2 separate regions of the Homo sapiens genome follow, and region 2 is linked to region 1. Evidence: read pairs that join two places in POLR2A ChIA-PET (ENCODE). Cell type or tissue: Panc1. All regions are shown on one strand. Each heading gives the region's core, and the rest is flanking DNA. Links, peaks and the distances in the headings are about the cores only. Region 1 overlaps RAPH1 (Ras association (RalGDS/AF-6) and pleckstrin homology domains 1). Region 2 has its middle 83 kb from the start of CD28.

Region 1 (4,397 bases), core at 141-4,140:
TTTGGATTCTGACAAGCCCATGGAACCAGTAAAAAGATCTCCTCTTCGCCAGGAAACAAACATGGCCAACTTTTCTTACCGCTTCTCCATATACAACTTGAATGGTAAGATGTAATTGGAAATAAAATGTAAAATAGTATGCTAAGTCACACAATGTAGGAGCAGTACAACTGCAATTCCCAATATAAAAACTCGATATAAAAGCTACATGCATAACTCGACCAAGTTCTTAAATTTCTTTTTTCTTTTCTTTTTTCTTTTTTTTTTTTTTTTGAGACAGAGTTTCGCTTTTGTCGCCCAGGCTGGAGTTCAGTGGCACAGTCTCGGCTCACTGCAACCTCTGCCTCCCAGGTTCAAGCGATTCTCCTGCCCCAGCCTCCCGAGTAGCTGGGATTACAGGCATGCACAACCACACTTGGCTAATTTTGTATTTTTTAAGTAGAGATAGGGTTTCACCACGTTGGCCAGGCTGGTCTCGAACTCCTGACCTCAGGTGATCCACCTGCCTCAGCCTCCCAAAGTGCTGGGATTACAGTCGTGAGCCACTGCGTCCAGCCCTTAAATTTCTTGATTTGTGTATTTTATTAATATTACTAATTGAAAATATCACAGAGAAAAGCAAACTAGAACATAACTAAAAGATAGTTGGTTTTATTAATAATTGACAAAGTACATACCCAGGTGGAACCCCACAGCAAACTTAATTGCATTGTTTTCTCACCGGATTAAAGTCCAGTGAAGTTACTTCTTAGTAATTTTTAAAGCAGCCACTGTGGCCTTTATCTGTTGTATTCCACCTAGTCAAGTTTATAATATTGACCTGTCAGTCTGTAATTTTTTAGACTTTTGACTTCTCTTTTTATGCCCTCAGCTCTTTCAGTATTGACATCTCTACCAAAGCATTGATCATATTAACAATATATTGAAGCCTGTGGTAAAAAGTTGCACAGAGGAATGTGGTTAAAACCATGGAACAGTATAAGATTTTTGTAGTGTTTTTGTCTTTGAACTCATAATTTATTCTCCTCTGATTATTACAAGCCTTAAAAGAGGAGGACTGTGTACTTCTAAAAATTTATCTTGGAATTTAAAACAAAAACCAGAAATACTTAATTTTATTTGCTTTAGGCCCAACAAAATATATTCTTTTGCTTCATCACCTGCATTTATTAACTGATTTATAATAGAATGTATAAATTCTGGAAACATTATGTGTTGTTCATTGCAGAAGCTCTGAATCAGGGAGAGACTGTGGATCTGGATGCCTTGATGGCTGATCTTTGCTCTATAGAGCAGGAGCTCAGCAGCATTGGTTCAGGAAACAGTAAGCGTCAAATCACAGAAACGAAAGCTACTCAGAAATTGCCTGTTAGCCGACATACATTGAAACATGGCACCTTGAAAGGATTATCTTCTTCATCTAATAGGATAGCTAAACCTTCCCATGCCAGCTACTCCTTGGACGACGTCACTGCACAGTTAGAACAGGCCTCTTTGAGTATGGATGAGGCTGCTCAGCAATCTGTACTAGAAGATACTAAACCCTTAGTAACTAATCAGCACAGAAGAACCGCGTCAGCAGGCACAGTGAGTGATGCTGAAGTACACTCTATTAGTAATTCCTCCCATTCCAGCATCACTTCCGCAGCCTCCAGCATGGACTCTTTGGATATTGATAAAGTAACACGCCCTCAAGAGCTGGATTTGACACATCAAGGGCAGCCAATTACTGAGGTAAATAAATGGAACTTTTTCCCTGGTATTTTGTTATTAAAATAAAGGAGAAATTATATTAAAATAATTTTAATTAACTTCTTAAATTCTTCTACATTTATAATTTGTCAAAGATACTTCTGAGATAGGTTTCAAGAGTACAGAAGGAATATATTATCAGATATGGTAGTGGCACAAAGATGATTTAGAAGAAATTTAGTTTCTTTTTTATTCTCGTGACTATAGTATTTGGAAGTTCTTGAATGGCATTTTTTATTGTAATATGAGTCATTTCACGTGATTTGAAAAATTAAAATGATTCACAAAACCATTTAGTTATTTAATGTATGTTGATTTAAAGTAAAACTTAAGAAAAACACTCATATCACCATTGTGGTCCTCCAAGATTCTAGTTTACAGGGTTAACTCCATTTCATTATCTTTTTTTTTTTCTCCTTTTTTTTTCTTTGAGATGGAGTTTGTACTCTTGTACAACTCATGCCCAGGCTGGAGTGCAGTGGCGTGATCTCAGCTCGCTGCAACCTCCACCTCCCAGGTTCAAGTGATTCTCCTGCCTCAGACTCCCAAGTGTAGCTGGGATTACAGGCGCTCACCACCATGCCCAGCTAATTTTCATATTTTTAGTAGAGATGGGATTTCACCATGTTGGCCAGGCTGGTCTCGAACTCCTGACCTCAGGTGATCCAACCGCCTTGGCCTCCCAAAGTACTGGGATTACAGGCGTGAGCCACTGTGCCCGGCCCTCCATTTCATTATTGAAGAGTCAGTATGGTATATTGGAAAGGGCCACCAGGTATGGAATCAGGAAACTTGATTCTGAGTTTTCCTTGCCACTCACTACCCATGGGACCTTAAGTGAGTTATTCTCTTAAACATCAATTTCTCACAAGTAAAATGGAGTTCATAGTACTATATCTGCCTTCCTGATAGGGTGGTTCAGAGAACAAAAGTTGTTCATAAACAGGTTTTTTTTTTTTTTTTTTTTTTTTTTTTTTAATAGACGGAGTCTCATTCTGTCGCCCAGGCTGGAGTGCAGTGGCATGATCTTGGCTCACTGCAACCTTGCCTCCCGGGTTAAGTGATTCTCCTGCCTCAGCCTCCTGAGTAGCTGGGATTACAGGCGTGTGCCACCATGCCTGGCTAATTTTTGTATTTTTGGTAGAGACGGGGTTTCACCATGCTGGCCAGGCTGGTCTCAAACTCCTGACCTTGTGATCCGCCCACTTCCCAAAGTGCTGGGGTTACAGGTGTGAGCCACTGCGCCCAGCCAGAGTTCGTAATACTATATCTGCCTTCCTGATAGGGTGGTTCAGAGAACCGTAAGTTATTCATGAACAGATTTTTAAAAGATGGAATTTTTTTCAGCATGTGACTGGATAAGATAGGGAATAGATTTGCGGTAACAAGTTCAACAAAAGCTGAGTTTGGTGAAAGAGAATTCTTTATTGAGTTGTTTTCATCAAAGAGATGGTAATTCTGTCATAGGGTAGCAGCAAGAAAGAAGAAAAATGGGGCAAAGTTAAGTCAACCTTTCCAATAAGCTTGTGTTGACAATATTCTAATATGGGATAAAAGAATCTATTTATGAATAATCAGTACTAAAGTAAAATCTTGAATTTTAACTATTACTTGACATCATTGATTTTTTTTTCGTAACTTATTTAATTCTTTGGATTAATTTCCATCAGTAGGTAACTCTTGGTACCCACCCATGTGCGTAGCTTTGTTTTTGGTACTGTGGAGCACAAAAGGAGTATGAATCATGGTGGTTTGGAGATAAACTTGAGTTATTTCAAAGAAAGCGAATCTTATCAATCTGAAGAATAAACTTTCATTTATTTAAAATGAAACTTATCTAAGTGGTATATATTCTATAGAGAACTTGAAAACTGATTTCTAGGCCGGACGTGGTGGCTCACACCTGTAATCCCAACACTTTGGGAGGCCGAGGCGGGCGGATCACCTGAGGTCAGGAGTTTGAGACCACCCTGGCCAACATGGTGAAACCCTGTCTCTACTAAAAATACAAAAAAAAATTAGTTGGATGTGGTGGCGCATGCCTGTAATCCCAGCTGCTCGGGAGGGTGAGGTAGGAGAATCGCTTGAACCAGGGAGTCGGAGGTTGCAGTGAGCCAAGATCGTGCCACTGCACTCCAGCCTGGCAACAGCAAGACTCCGTCTACAAAAAAAAAAGGAAAAAAAAAACTGATTTCTATTTTGTGATACCTGGGAATTATATTTAGCCACCAGCTACTTAATATGTATCATTTCATGTCCTTTAGATTTACCTGCTAGGATATGAGCAATATTTTATTAGGGATGTGCTTTCTTGGCCATTCTTTGTTTTGTATGTTGATATTCCTTCCAATCAGTTTACAGTATTTTGAGTTGGATTAAGATGCGTGAGGGACAAGTTATAAACTAATCATTAAGGATCTTCTAATACCGTATGCATGTCTTTCTGTCTGTAAAATGTGCTCATTATAAAAGTTCATACAGTATAGGGGCAAATTGAAGTAAAACGTGAAAAGTTCCTCTCTCCCAGCAAGCGCACTTCAAATGGTATCTAGTGGTATCCATGGGTATCACTGTGAATACTGCAAAGATACCAGTGCTCAATGGTATAATGTTTAATATAAGAGTTTAATGTAAGGTTTGGTGAG
Region 2 (4,397 bases), core at 282-4,281, 130 kb before region 1:
GATAATGCTCTGTGAGAAAGGCAGTTTATGAGATTGTTTATAGAGTACAAACAAACAAACAAAAGTAAAACTATGCATGAAAAATAACCTAGTAGAAAATCCATCAAAATATTAATATAGTGATAGCCTCTAGAGGGTGAGACTAAGAGTATCTTTTTAGTCATCTTTCTACTTTTCCATTTTTCAAAATTATCTGTGCATCACTTTTTCTTTTTCTTTTCTTTTTTTTTTTTTTTGAGACAGAGTTTCACTCTGTCGCCCAGGCTGTAATGCTGGAATGCAATGGCACAATCTTGGCTCACTGCAACCTCCGCCTCCCAAGTTCAAGTGATTCTCCTGCTTCAGCCTCCCTAGTAGCTGGGACTACAGGCACACGCCACCACACCCAGATAATTTTTGTATTTTTAGTAGAGACAGGGTTTCACCCTGTTGGTCAGGCTGGTCTCGAACTCCTGACCTCAGGTCATCCACCCACCTCGGCCTCCCAAAGTGCTAGGATTACAGGCATGAGCCACCGTGCCCTGCCCACTTTTTCTCTTAGTAGTTTTCCTGTTTTATATATATTACTCTTTTCGTGTGAAGGACTCAAGAAACTCTTTGAAAAAGCTCACACCCAACTTTCTCAAAATTAATCTGATTCAAAGCACTTTGTGTTTCAAAGGGCAATGATATCTACAAAGAAAAATGTTATTGCATTAACACTTCCAAATATATGAACTCTAGATACAAAGGGCAAAAAGATAAACAGATTCTCCCCCAAAAAAATCAAGCCTCTGGAGAAATGATCTTATACTCGCTGCAGAGTCCATATATTATACTGGGTACATCAGCTGGTTATTACCACTTCACTGAGTATCTGTACTCTACTATATACTATCTAGCTAGCTATAGCTATAGTTTCTGTTGTGAGTTAAATAAAAATACATTCAAGTCCTAATCCCAGTATCTGTAAATGTGACATTTTTGGTAATAGGGTCTTTGTGAATGTAACTGAGTTAAGGTCAAACTGGATTAGGGTGGGCCCTAAACCCAGTGTAACTGATGTCCTTATAAAAAGGGGAACAGGCCAGGCGCAGTGGCTCACGCCTGTAATCCCAGCACTTTGGGAGGCCGAGGCGGGCAGATCACGAGGTCAGGAGTTTGACACCAGCCTGACCAACATGGTGAAACCCCATCTCTACTAAAAATACAAAAATTAGCCGGGCATGGCGGCACATGCCTGTAATCCCAGCTACTCGGGAGGCTGAGGCACAAGAATCGCTTGAACCCTGGATGCGGAGGTTGCAGTGAGCCAAGATGGTGCCACTGCACTCCAGCCTGGGCAACAGAGCAAGACTGTCTCAAAAAAAAATAAGGAACACTTGGACACAGGGACCCAGAGACACAGAGGAGACACCATGTGAAGATGCAAGAAGAGGTTGGATGATACCGCTGAAAGTCAAGGAGCATGTGGGATTGCACCCAGAAGCTGAGAGAAGCATGGAACAGCCCTGCCCCCATCAGAGCCCTCCAGCAGGAACCAACCTTGCCAACACCTCGATTTAAGACTCCTAGCTTCCATAATTGTGAGAGAATACATTTTTCTTAAGTCACCCAGTTTGCAGTACTTTGTTATGGCAGCCTTAGAAAACGAATACAATTTCTCTCACACTTTGGGAGAATTACTCAGCTCATTTAACAAACATTTATTCAGCACCCACAATCTGCCAGTTCTGCTAGGTGCTGTGAAGAGCACCGTAAATAAAACACTGTTGCTGCCACTCTGAGACTCTTACAGCCTCGTGGTGAGATTATGTCATATGATAAGGCCAGGGAAGGAGGCCTGCACCGGGTACTGAGGAAACAAGGGCATTTATTCCAGCTCAGGGTAAAGGAAAGACATCATAGAAGAGATAATATCTGAGAAGAGTCTTTTTTTTTTTTTCTTGAGACGGAGTTTCGCTCTTGTTGCCCAGGCTAGAGTGCAGTGGCGCTATCTCAGCTCACTGCAACCTCTGCCTCCCGGGTTCAAGCAATTCTCCTGCCTCAGCCTCCTGAGTAGCTGGGATTACAGGCATGCACAACCACGCCTGGCTAATTTTGTATTTTTAGTAGAGACGGGGTTTCTCCTGGTTGGTCAGGCTGGTCTCGAAGGCCCACCTTGGCCTCCCAAAGTGCTGGGATTACAGGCATAAGACACTGCGCCCAGCTCTTGAGAAGAATCTTAAAGGATTTACTCCATAAAGGAAATCCGCAGGCTAGTATGAGACAGCTCCTCCTCTGCCACACTCATCACTAAAGCAGCCTCTTCCTGCAGTGAGAGGGTTTAAATGACATCATTAAAGCCATGTTGCACCATATTATGACTGTCTAGTGCTTTTCCACAGCCTGAAGTTTCTTGCCAGTTGGATCTTATGGGAAAAGAAAAAAAATAAGATCATTTCTCCTGAGGCTTGATTTTTGGGGGGAGAATCTGTTTATTTTTTGCCTTTTGTATCTAGAGTTCATATAATCAGAAATGTTAATGCAATACCCTTTCTTTGTAGATATCATTGCCCTTTGAAACACAAAAGGCTTTGAATTCAGATTATTTGTAAAAAGTAAGGTGTGAGCTTTTACAGAAAGGAGAATTTCTTGGGTCCTTCCCGTGACAAAAGTAATGTATATAAAACAGGAAAACAACTACAAGAAAATGTGATGCACAGATAATTTGAAAAATAGAAAAGTAGAAAGATGATTTAAAAATACTCTTAGTTGGCCGGGCGTGGTGTCTCACGCCTGTAATCCCAACACTTTGGGAGGCCGAGGCGGGCGGATCACGAGGTCAGGAGATCGAGACCACGGTGAAACCCCATCTCTACTAAAAATACAAAAATAAGCCGGGCTTGGTGGTGGACGCCTGTAGTCCCAGCTACTGGGGAGGCTGAGGCAGGAGAATGGCGTGAACCCGGGAGGCGGAGCTTGCAGTGAGCCGAGATCGTGCCACTGCACTCCAGCCCGGGTGACAGAGCAAGACTCCGTCCCAAAAAAAAAGAAAAAATACTCTTAGTCTCACTCTCTAGAGGCTATCACTATATTAATATTTTGGTGGATTTTCTACTAGATTGTTTTTCATGCATAGTTTTTATTTGGTCTCTTGGTAGTCTATAAACAATCTTGTATCCTGCCTTTTTAACACAGCATTATAGCATAAACATTTTCCTAGGCCTTTAGAAACTCTCTATAAACATAATTGTATTGGCTATAAAACATTTGGTCGCATAGATGCCCATAGTTTATTTAACCAAGTCTTGTGTTGGCCATTTAGATTAGCTCATAACTTTTAAAATAGCCTTCAGATAAACGTAATGAGTTTTTAATTGGAGATTTTAAGTAATTTCATCATAGACTGACAGTTGCCTCATGATACGAGGACCGTTTTATCATCAGGAAGTTGACTTTAAAACAAACTAGAAAGACAAAGACTTTGACAATGTCAGCAGGTCCTCTCTCCCCCCACCGCCAATGCCCCCAAAGATTTTCCCTCTGTTGGCCTGTGGCTCTCTATTGCTGGACCCACTTATCTTCCCACCTCATACCCTACTTACCCCAGTTTCTTGGTCAAGCTGAGCATGAAGCAACAGGCTCTGGAGCCTCAGCATCCCCTCCTCAGGCTGAGAATTGGCCATGTCTCCTTCTTGTCCTGGCCCATGGCAAGCACTTCAGAGCTGGTCCAGGCTCCTGCTTTGCTCCCCAAGTCACTCCCCTCTGGGGTTCATTTGAGTTTTTCTTGCTGCTAGTGTAGTTCGAGATCCTGGAAAAGCCCACATTCTACCTAAGTCATCATTCCCACCCCAAGATATTCTCTAATAAAGAAACTTTGTCATCCAAATGTCCTGGCCTGTACAGACACACACCCCCACCCCCACACACACATTCATCCACCTGGGCTTCTGTATCAGTTCCTATTTTTTCCATTTCTATTATAGTAACTGTCTTAGTCCATTTGTGCTGCTATAACAAAATACCTTAGATTGAGTAATTTATAAACAACAGAAATTTTTTTCTCACAGTTCTGCTGGCTGGGAAGTCCAAAATCAAGGTGTTGGCAGATTCGGTGTCTGCTGAGGGCTCTGTCTCTGCTTCCAAGATTGTACCTTACTGCTATGTCCTTATACGGTAGAAAGGGACAAAAAGGGATGAACACTGTATCCTCACATGACAGAAGAGATTGAAGGACCAGGCAACTCTGGAGCCTTCTTTTATAAGGATATTAATCCCATCCCTGAGGGTGGAGCCCTTCTGGCCTAACTACCTCCTAAAGGCCCTACCTCTTAATACTATTACTTTGGGGTTTAAGTTCTAACATAAGAATTTTGGAGAGACACATACATTCAGACTGTAGCAGTAACCTGTCTGCTACCATGATCCCCGATATC

What was found. Peaks named below come from ENCODE experiments on the same cell type or tissue, not always from the same donor. Only the 100,000 strongest peaks of a DNase experiment are listed, where the experiment ranks them.
Region 2: POLR2A ChIA-PET joins it to region 1 with 11 read pairs; 2 of 35 experiments call an interaction of 5 or more read pairs at or near these places.

What each region holds. Positions count from the first base shown.
Region 1 is chr2:203,486,921-203,491,317 of GRCh38, reverse strand. It overlaps RAPH1 (Ras association (RalGDS/AF-6) and pleckstrin homology domains 1), which reads left to right. Exons shown (of 14, transcript NM_213589.3): 3 at 1-104; 4 at 1,229-1,734. Among named protein-coding and RNA genes, the nearest start is that of RAPH1, 46 kb to the left of the region's middle. In Panc1, for the core only: no CTCF peak of the experiment used is centred there; no DNase peak of the experiment used is centred there.
Region 2 is chr2:203,621,197-203,625,593 of GRCh38, reverse strand. No RefSeq gene overlaps it. Among named protein-coding and RNA genes, the nearest start is that of CD28, 83 kb to the left of the region's middle. In Panc1, for the core only: no CTCF peak of the experiment used is centred there; a DNase peak (open chromatin) is centred at 2,351.